2 separate regions of the Homo sapiens genome follow, and region 2 is linked to region 1. The links are chromatin loops, found by intact Hi-C in ENCODE. Cell type or tissue: gastrocnemius medialis. All regions are shown on one strand. Each heading gives the region's core, and the rest is flanking DNA. Links, peaks and the distances in the headings are about the cores only.

Region 1 (4,000 bases), core at 1-4,000:
TAGAAGTAAACCCATACGCTTATGGCCACCCAAAACACTGGGATTACAGGCACAAGCCACAGTGCTTTGTCCATGTCACCATTATAATTTCAATAAAGGTTCATGACCATTCGATGAAGAAGAAATAGTCTCTTGAGCATATGGTGTGAGACAGTTGGATATCTACTTGCAAAAGAATGAAGTTGGACTCCTATATTCAAAAATATGTTATATGTGTATCATATACAAAAAAATAAAATGGTTCAACTATATAAGAGCTAAAACCATAAGACTCTCAGAAGAAAACAGGTAAATCTTCATGAACTTGGATTTGGCAGTGGATTCTTAGATATGACAACAAAATCGTGAGGAACAATGACAAGAAACACATGTTAGAATTCACTAACATTAAAAACTTTTGTGCATCAAAGAACATAAAGTGAAAAAGCAACCTACAGAATGGGAGAAAATGTTTGCAGATTGTATATCTGATATGGGTCTCTTATCCAGAATACATGAAGAACTGTCTACCACTGAGCAACAAAAAGACAGGCTGAGCACTGGGCCCATATCCCTCATGCTCGTCTGCCACTGAGGGCGCATGCAGCCTCTAGACCACAACCAAACAGTGACCCAGACTGCTACAGCCACCTTCTGGGCACCATATCACAGAGCAGGGACCCCAGGCTGTAGGGAAAGAGCTTGCAGGGCTCCTGGATAGAACTGTACTTTAGCAATGATAGGAAGGGGAACAGTGCTCCAACATCAGTTTCTGTTTATAATGGTGACATGGGCTGGGCACAGTGGCTCACGCCTGTAATCCCAGTGCTTTGGGAAGCCTCCAAAGTGCTTCCTTGAATTCAAGTAATCCTCTGCCTTGCTTCCCAGAGAAAGGCTGCAGTAAGCACTGTTCATGCTGCTGCTCTCCCGCCTAGACAACAGAGCGAGACCCTATCTCTAAAAACAACAGCAACAACAACAACAAAATTAATGTAATAGTGACATGGAAAAAATACAGCTGGATGCTTAAAATGAATTTGGACAGAGTAGCTCCAAAAGTTCTGTGACAGCCTACCTCTTTTACAGACATTGGAGAAAAATAGCTCTCAGTCTGAGGAAGATACTGAGAAAAGGAAAGAAGTTGAAAGCATCTTGAAGAAAAATTCAGATTGGATATGGGATTGGACAAGTTGGCCAGAAAATATTCCCCACAAGGAGTTCCTCTTTAAAGCACCTGAAGCACGTAGCTACCCAGCATGGAATTTAAAGCCTGATGAGGAAAGGGGGCATTTTCTCAGCAGAATTTCCAAAGGGTTTTGCTGCTGTCTCATCTGGTGGCCATGGGATTGGGGATCTATATTGGAAGGCATCTGACAACTTCTACCAGCACCTTTTGATGAATAATTTGAATCCAGCTTTGTGCGTATAGTGGGGATTTCTATCTGAGCTTGTGACACAGCTAACTCAGGAGCTGTTATGGTCCTTGGGTGGCTGTTTCACTTGTTTTTATTTGTTCTGTAAATACTGCTTTCCTAATTTAGTAAAATGAAAGAATAGACACTAAAATCACACTGACCTATACTTATACCTATAGAATCAGTTAATAAGGGTATCAGACTGATTAATATCTACTGTAACAATTTGGCAGTGAGTTTTCTTTGGATATTAGTATAAATATGTAAGTATCGTTTTAATATATTAGTCATGATATAGCATTTTAAAAATTATCTGTAACCTGAATTCTGTTAAAACACTTTATATTCCAAAAGAATGAATGACAGTGATATTAAAATCACTACATTAAAGGGTTTGCCCAGAATAAATATTGTGGCCTTACTTACACTACTGTGGAAAATATTATGTTTAATTTAAATAAATGCAGGTTGTCTACTAAGACTACACTTAACTATGGTAATTGTTCTTAATAAATAGAGAACAAGTTACAGCTACAAATGCCACCATACACTTCATACACCAAATTGTTCTCACTTTTGCAGCATAAGGACTTCAACCTCCAACTATTAGGTAATCAACTTGGATAATGTGTCTGTCAAAGGCACGTACTCAGTATCTTTTCCTCTTTATCACTCTGGATTGCTGAATTTAATCCTATCCTTTGTGCTCAACTTTTTTGTGCTGTTAAAATCAGCTTTATCCTAAGCATATCTGTATCTACTTTAAAAGATTGGAAATGGAAAAAAATAAATATTTGCCATATCCTTTAAAAAAAGAAAAGAAGCCATACTTTAAAAGACTAGAAATGGAAAATAAATAAATAAATCTTTACCAAATTCTTAAACAACAAAAAGATAAACAACCCAATTCTAAAATGAGCAAAGGATTTAAAGAGATAGTTCTCCAAAGAAGATAAATAAGTGAACAACAAACACATGAAAATATGCTCAGCATTGTTAGTCATTAGGAAAATGCAAATCAAAACCACAGTAAAATATCACTTCACACCCACTAGGATGGCTAAATCCAAAAAAATGGAAAAGCATAAGTGTTTACGAGGATGCAGAGAAATTGGAACATTGCTGGTGGAAATGTAAAATGGTTCAGCCATTGCAGAAAAGTTTGGCATTTCCTCAAAAAGTTAAACATAGAATTACCATATGACTCAGTATGATGGTTAATTTTATGTGTCAATTTGACTAGGTCGTGGTACCCAGGTATTCAAACACCAGTCTAGATGTCTCTGTGAAAGTATTTTTTAATGAGATTAACATTTAAGTCAGTAGACTTTGAGGAAAGCAGATTACTCTCCATAATGAGAGTGGGCCTCATCCAGTAGTTGAAGGCCTGGAGAAAAAGACTAAGGTCCCTGGGGAAAACAGAATGTCTCCAGCCTGCCTTCAGGCTCAAGCTGCAACATCAACTCCTCCCTGGTTTTCTAGTATGCCAGTATCTCCTGCAAAACTCAGACTTGCCAGCCCCTACAATCACACGAGCCAGTTACTTTAAATAAATAAGTATTTGTATCTCTCTCTGTGTATGTATACATATTTATAAGTATATAAATATATTCAATATAAATCCTATTAATTCTGTTTCTCTGAAAAACCCTGTGTTCTCTGAAGAACCCTAACTGATACACCCAGCAATTCTACTCCTAGATATATGCACAAGGGAATTGAAAGCAGGGACTCAACAGATACATGTATGCCAATGATCACTGTAGCATTATTCACAATTGTAGGGTCCAGCCCTATGGGGCTTAGTGGGTGTTGTCCCTATGTGCGGAGATGAGAGATTGTAAGAAATAAAGACACAAGACAAAGAGATAAAGAGAAAACAGCTGGGCCCAGGGGACCACTACCACCAAGACGCGGAGACTGGTAGTGGCCCTGAATGGCTGGGCGCGCTGATATTTATTGCATACAAGACAAGGGGGGCAGGGTAAGGAAGGTGAGTCGTCCAAGTGATTGATAAGGTCAAGCAAGTCACGTGATCATGGGACGGGGGCCCTTCCCTTTTAGGCAGCCAAAGCAGAGAGGGAAGGCAGCATTTTCTTCTATGCGTTTTCTTCTATGCACTTGTAAGAAAGATCAAGGACTTTAAGACTTTCACTATTTATTCTACCGCTATCTACTATGAACTTAAAAGAGAAACATGAAAGTGGACAAGGAACGTGACCATTGAAGCACAGCACTACAGGGAGGGGTTTAAGCCTCCAGATGACTGCTGGCAGGCCTGGATAATATCCAGCCTCCCACAGGAAGCTGGTGGAGCAGAGTGTTCCCTAACTCCTCCAAGGAAAGGAGACTCCCTTTCACTATCTGCTAATTAACGGGGCCTTCCCAGGTACTGGTGTTACCGCTTGACCAAGGAGCCCTCAAGCGGCCCTTATGCGGGCATGACAGAGGGCTCACCTCTTGCCTTCTAGGTCACTTCTCACAATGTCCCTTGAGTACCTGACCCTATACCCGCTGGTTATTCTAGGTTATATTAGTAATGCAACAAAGAGTAATATTAAAAGCTAATGATTAATAATGTTTACGCTAATGATTGATAATTGTCC
Region 2 (5,184 bases), core at 439-4,438, 120 kb before region 1:
CACTTACTGCCGCTTTCAGGTGATGCTACATCTGCTGGCACTGTTACAAAAAAGGGGAAGAAAGTTATATACCATAAAAACATGTGAATTCAGCCTTGCTGGGGATGACAAAAATATTCAGCCTCAAAAGTCACCAATGAGTCAAAAAGAGAATAATTATCATCATCATCATCAGAGCAGCTATCATGAAGCAATAACTACATACTGGGTTCGGGGTTTAAAAATTTATATATATTTTTTTCTGTAAACTCACAACTACTCCCAAGAAGTAGGTATTATTATTCCAAGCTCATATTTGAGGGGCATGAGGGGTAAAGCAGTTAGGTAACAGCCAGTGAGGGAGCCTACAAGCAAACCCAGGCTGACTCTAAAGCCTGTGCTCTGAACCCACGCCCTGCTACCTGCCTTCTACTTCATGGACAGGATGCTCGCACTGCTGACCTGAGTTGTTCCCCACAGCTAGCTCTGCCCTTGCCCTCTGGAAATCAGGGAGACTCTTTGGGGCAGCCATAAGAACTCATGCCACCAAAGCTGGTCTTACTTCTTCCATGTGTCCCTCAGCAGAGGGGATGAAGAAAGGGCCCTAAAGTTGCAGGGAGTGTGCCCTGGTATTCTGCTGTTACATTTCATGAGAAAAAAAAACAATTCAGACACTTCCTACACTTGAAAGCGTCCTATTATTGCATTTAATACTTCTCTTTTCTTATTTTTTTGTTTTGTTTTGTTTTGTTTTTTTTTGAGACAGAGTCTCATTCTGTTGCCCAGGCCGGAGTGCAGTAGTGCAATCTCAGCTCACTGCAACATCCACCTCCCGGGTTCAAGCAATTCTCGTGCCCTCAGCCTCTGGAGTAGCTGGGATTACAGGCATGTGCCACCATGCCCGGCTAATTTTTGTATTTTTAGTAGAGACAGGGTTTCACCATGTTGGCCAGGCTGGCCTTGAACTCTCGACCTCAGGTGATCCACCCACCTCGGCCTTCCAAAGTGCTGGGATTACAGGAGTGAGCCACTGCCCCCGGCCTATAATTCTCTTTACAAACAGAATTTTCTAAGGCAGAGATTCTTAAACTTTTTTGTCTCAAAATCTTGATAATCTTAAAAATTACTGAGGACCTCAAAGAACTTTTTTGGGGGTTATATACATGAATATTTATGTTAGAAATTTAAATACATACATTTAAAAACATATATGTATTTAAAAATAACAATAATAACCCCATAAGTAAGAACCCACATCTGCTTCTGCATTTAATCTGTTTTGATAATTTAATTTGTTTTGGTTGAAGTATATGACAAAAAATCTGTCCTCATATAGATAACATAGTTGAAAAGGGAAAAGTACTTTAATAGATTTTTCAGATTCTTCTTTGATACTACACCAACACTTAACAAATGTAATTTCTTGTAAAGCGAAATCTCACACCTGTCAATGAACTTTTCATTTTCTGTTACGTAAAAAAACATTGGTCTACCTTACACTTTGAATGTATTTTTTACTCATACGTGATTTTAAAACTCATGCATTAGTCATTTGGAAAATACTGGTTCACTGAGTTATGCAGATTTTCCAATCCAGACCTACATTTCATTATAGGATGTTAAAAAATGACACTCATTATTATCACCCCCAATCTCATCAGAAAAAATCTTTAATTATGGAGAAGCTGTCACACTCAGGGGAGTGAACACAAGTTTTCCATAATTCTATTTTTTTTCTTAAAAGCTCTAACTTTATCATTCACAACAAATACTGCCAGTTGTTTACCTTAAAGTAACAGATTCCCTTTGTTCATAAAAAAAAAAAAAAAAATGCCAAATATCTAAATGGTCTGAAAAAACCACAACCTGTCATTCTTTCAAACAAAAATAATACTCCCTGAAAAAAGTAGCCAGTTTAGCTCGTAACTCAATCACATAAGCATTTTTCCCTTGAGACAGCTATCGGACTTCACACCCTAGCACACAGCAGAAGTGCTTTATGTGTACTTCCCATTATATCATATGAGATTACTAAAAAGATGTGTTGCCAAAAGTCAAAATACAATAAAAATAACTTGTACTGCCTAACCAAGAACACTTTTAAGTGAAACTAGCTTTAAAAAAAAACAAAAACAAAAACAAACTGGCCAGGTGTGGTGGTTCACGCCTGTAATCCCAGCACTTTGGGAGGCCGAGAAACCTCCCAGGTGTAGATCACCTGAGGTCAGGAGTTAAAGACCAGACTGGCCAATATGGTGAAATCCTGTCTCTACTGAAAATACAAAAATTAGCCAGGCATGGTGGTGGGCGCCTGTAATCCCAGTTACTCAGGAGGCTGAGGCATGAGAATTGCTTGAACCTGGGAGGGGGAGGTTGCAGTGAGCCGAGATTATGCCATTGCATTCCAGCTTAGAAGACAAGTGTGAAATTCCGTCTCAAAAAAAAGAAAAGAAAAAATAAATAAATAAAACCCATCACTTGAGGCAAGGAGTTTGGGGCCACCCTGGGCAAGAAGAGACAACTCATCTTTACAAGAAGTGAAAAAACTATCTGGGCATGCTGGTGTGTGCCGGTAGTCCTAGCTGCTTGAGAGGCTGAGGCGGGAGGATCGCCTGAGCCTAGGAGTTATAGGTTGCAGTGAGTCATGATTGCGCCACTGCACTCTAGTCTGAGTGACAGAATGAGACCATCTCAAAAAAACAAACAAACAAAACCCACTGTGAGCACATGGTGAGAATTACACAATGACCATCAGTACAGCTTGGTACCACTGTTTTTTTCGTTTTTTTAAAAAAATCTCTATTTGAAGTTAGGTACTACTGTTCTGATTTGTGTTCAGGTGCTAACCAGTTTTAATTACCATTCCTTTTGCACCATCATTGTAAATGTCAATACAGTGAAAAAAAAAAAAAACAAAAAACGAAATGTTTTAGTGTTTCTGCAAACTTGGTTTTGTCCTTGTAGGTCCTCTGAAAGGATCTTGAGGATCCCCAGGGGTCTAGAGACCACATTTTCAGAACACTGCTCTAGGATGACAGCATGACTGAAATAAACCTAGAGTTGTAAAGGCCTCAGACATGAACAAATCTAAGCCCTCTCAGTTCAAAATAAGAGTAGACTGGGCTGGGCACAGTGGCTCATGCCTGTAATCCCAGCACTTTGGGAGGTCGAGGCGGGCGGATCACTTGAGGTCAGGAATTCCAGACCAGCCTGGCCAACATGGTGAAACCCTGTCTCTAAAATAGTACAAAAATTAACTGGGCATGATGGCACGCATCTGTAGTCCCGGAACTTTGGGAGGCTGAGGTGGGCAGATCACTTGAGCCCAGGAATTCAAGTCCAGCCTGGGCAATCTGGCGAAACCCCATCACTACAAAAGATACAAAAATGGCTCAGCCCAAAATCTCCTTAAGCTGATAAGCAACTTCAGCAAAGTCTCAGGATACAAAATCAATGTGCAAAAACCACAAGCATTCTTATACACCAATAACAGACAAACAGAGAGCCAAATCATGAGTGAACTCCCATTCACAATTGCTTCAAAGAGAATAAAATACCTAGGAATCCAACTTACAAGGGATGTGAAGAACCTCTTCAAGGAGAACTACAAACCACTGCTCAACGAAATAAAAGAGGACACAAACAAATGGAAGAACATTCCATGATCATGGATAGGAAGAATCATATTGTGAAAATGGCCATACTGCCCAAGGTAATTTAGAGATTCAATGCCATCCTCATCAAGCTACCAATGACTGTCTTCACAGAATTGGAAAAAACTACTTTAAAGTTCATATGAAACCAAAAAAGAGCCTGCATTGCCAAGTCGATCCTAAGCAAAAAGAACAAAGCTGGAGGCGTCACGCTGCCTGACTTCAAACTATACTACAAGGCTACAGTAACCAAAACAGCATGGTACTGGAACCAAAACAGAGATAGAGACAAATGGAACAGAACAGAGGCCTCAAAAATAATACCACACATCTACAACCATCTGATCTTTGACAAACCTGACAAAAACAAGAAATGGGGAAAGGATTCCCTATTTAATAAATGGTGCTCGGAAAACTGGCTAGGCATATGTAGAAAGCTGAAACTGGATCCCTTCCTTACACCTTATACAAAAATTAATTCAAGATGGATTAAAGACTTAAATGTTAGACCTAAAACCATAAAAACCCTAGAAGAAAACCTAGGCAATACCATTCAGGACACAGGCATGGGCAAGGACTTCATGTCTAAAACACCAAAAGCAATGGCAACAAAAGCCAAAATTGACAAATGGGATCTAATTAAACTAAAGAGCTTCTGCACAGCAAAAGAAACTACCATCAGAGTGAACAGGCAACCTACAGAATGGGAGAACATTTTTGCAATCTACTCATCTGACAAAGGGCTAATATCTAGAATCTACAAAGAAATCAAACTTACAAGAAAAAAACCAACAACCCCATCAAAAAGTAGGCAAAGGATATGAACAGACACTTCTCAAAAGAAGACATTTATGCAGCCAACAGACACATGAAAAAATGCTCATCATCATCATCACTGGCCATCAGAGAAATGCAAATCAAAACCACAATGAGATACCATCTCACACCAGTTAGAATGGCGATCATTAAAAAGTCAGGAAACAACAGGTGCTGGAGAGGATGTAGAGAAACAGGAACGCTTTTACACTGTTGGTGGGACTGTAAACTAGTTCAACCATTGTGGAAGACAGTGTGGCAATTCCTCAAGGATCTAGAACTAGAAATACCAGTTGACCCAGCCATCCCATTACTGAGTATATACCCAAAGGATTATAGATCATGCTAGTATAAAGACACATGCACACGTATGTTTAATGCAGCACTGTTCACAAGAGCAAAGACTTGGAACCAACCCAAATGTCCATCAATGATAGACTGGATTAAGAAAATGTGGCACATATACACCATGGAATACTATGCAGCCATAAAAAAGGATGAGTTCATGTCCTTTGTAGGGACATGGATGAAGCTGGAAACCATCATTCTCAGCAAACTATTGCAAGGACAAAAAAACCAAACACTGCATGTTCTCACTCATAGGTGGGAATTGAACAATGAGAACACTTGGACACAGGAAGGGGAACATCACACACTGGGGGCCTGTCGTGGGGTGGGGGGAGGGGGGAGGGAAAGCATTAGGAGATATACCTAACGTAAATGACGAGTTAATGGG

The links. Hi-C counts contacts between places; a loop is a spot of excess contacts. Peaks named below come from ENCODE experiments on the same cell type or tissue, not always from the same donor. Only the 100,000 strongest peaks of a DNase experiment are listed, where the experiment ranks them.
Region 2: it touches region 1 in a loop (2.2-fold over the local background); 1 of 110 quality-filtered maps calls a loop at or near these places.

The regions. Positions count from the first base shown.
Region 1 is chr15:42,313,015-42,317,014 of GRCh38, forward strand. All of the region lies in intron 10 of GANC (glucosidase alpha, neutral C), which reads left to right. It also overlaps the pseudogene BNIP3P5. Among named protein-coding and RNA genes, the nearest start is that of TMEM87A, 42 kb to the left of the region's middle. In gastrocnemius medialis, for the core only: no CTCF peak of the experiment used is centred there; no DNase peak of the experiment used is centred there; H3K27ac peaks cover 693 bases.
Region 2 is chr15:42,192,059-42,197,242 of GRCh38, forward strand. The region is part of intron 2 of VPS39 (VPS39 subunit of HOPS complex); the gene reads right to left. Among named protein-coding and RNA genes, the nearest start is that of MIR627, 5.0 kb to the right of the region's middle. RefSeq lists an enhancer at 475-664. In gastrocnemius medialis, for the core only: no CTCF peak of the experiment used is centred there; a DNase peak (open chromatin) is centred at 2,613.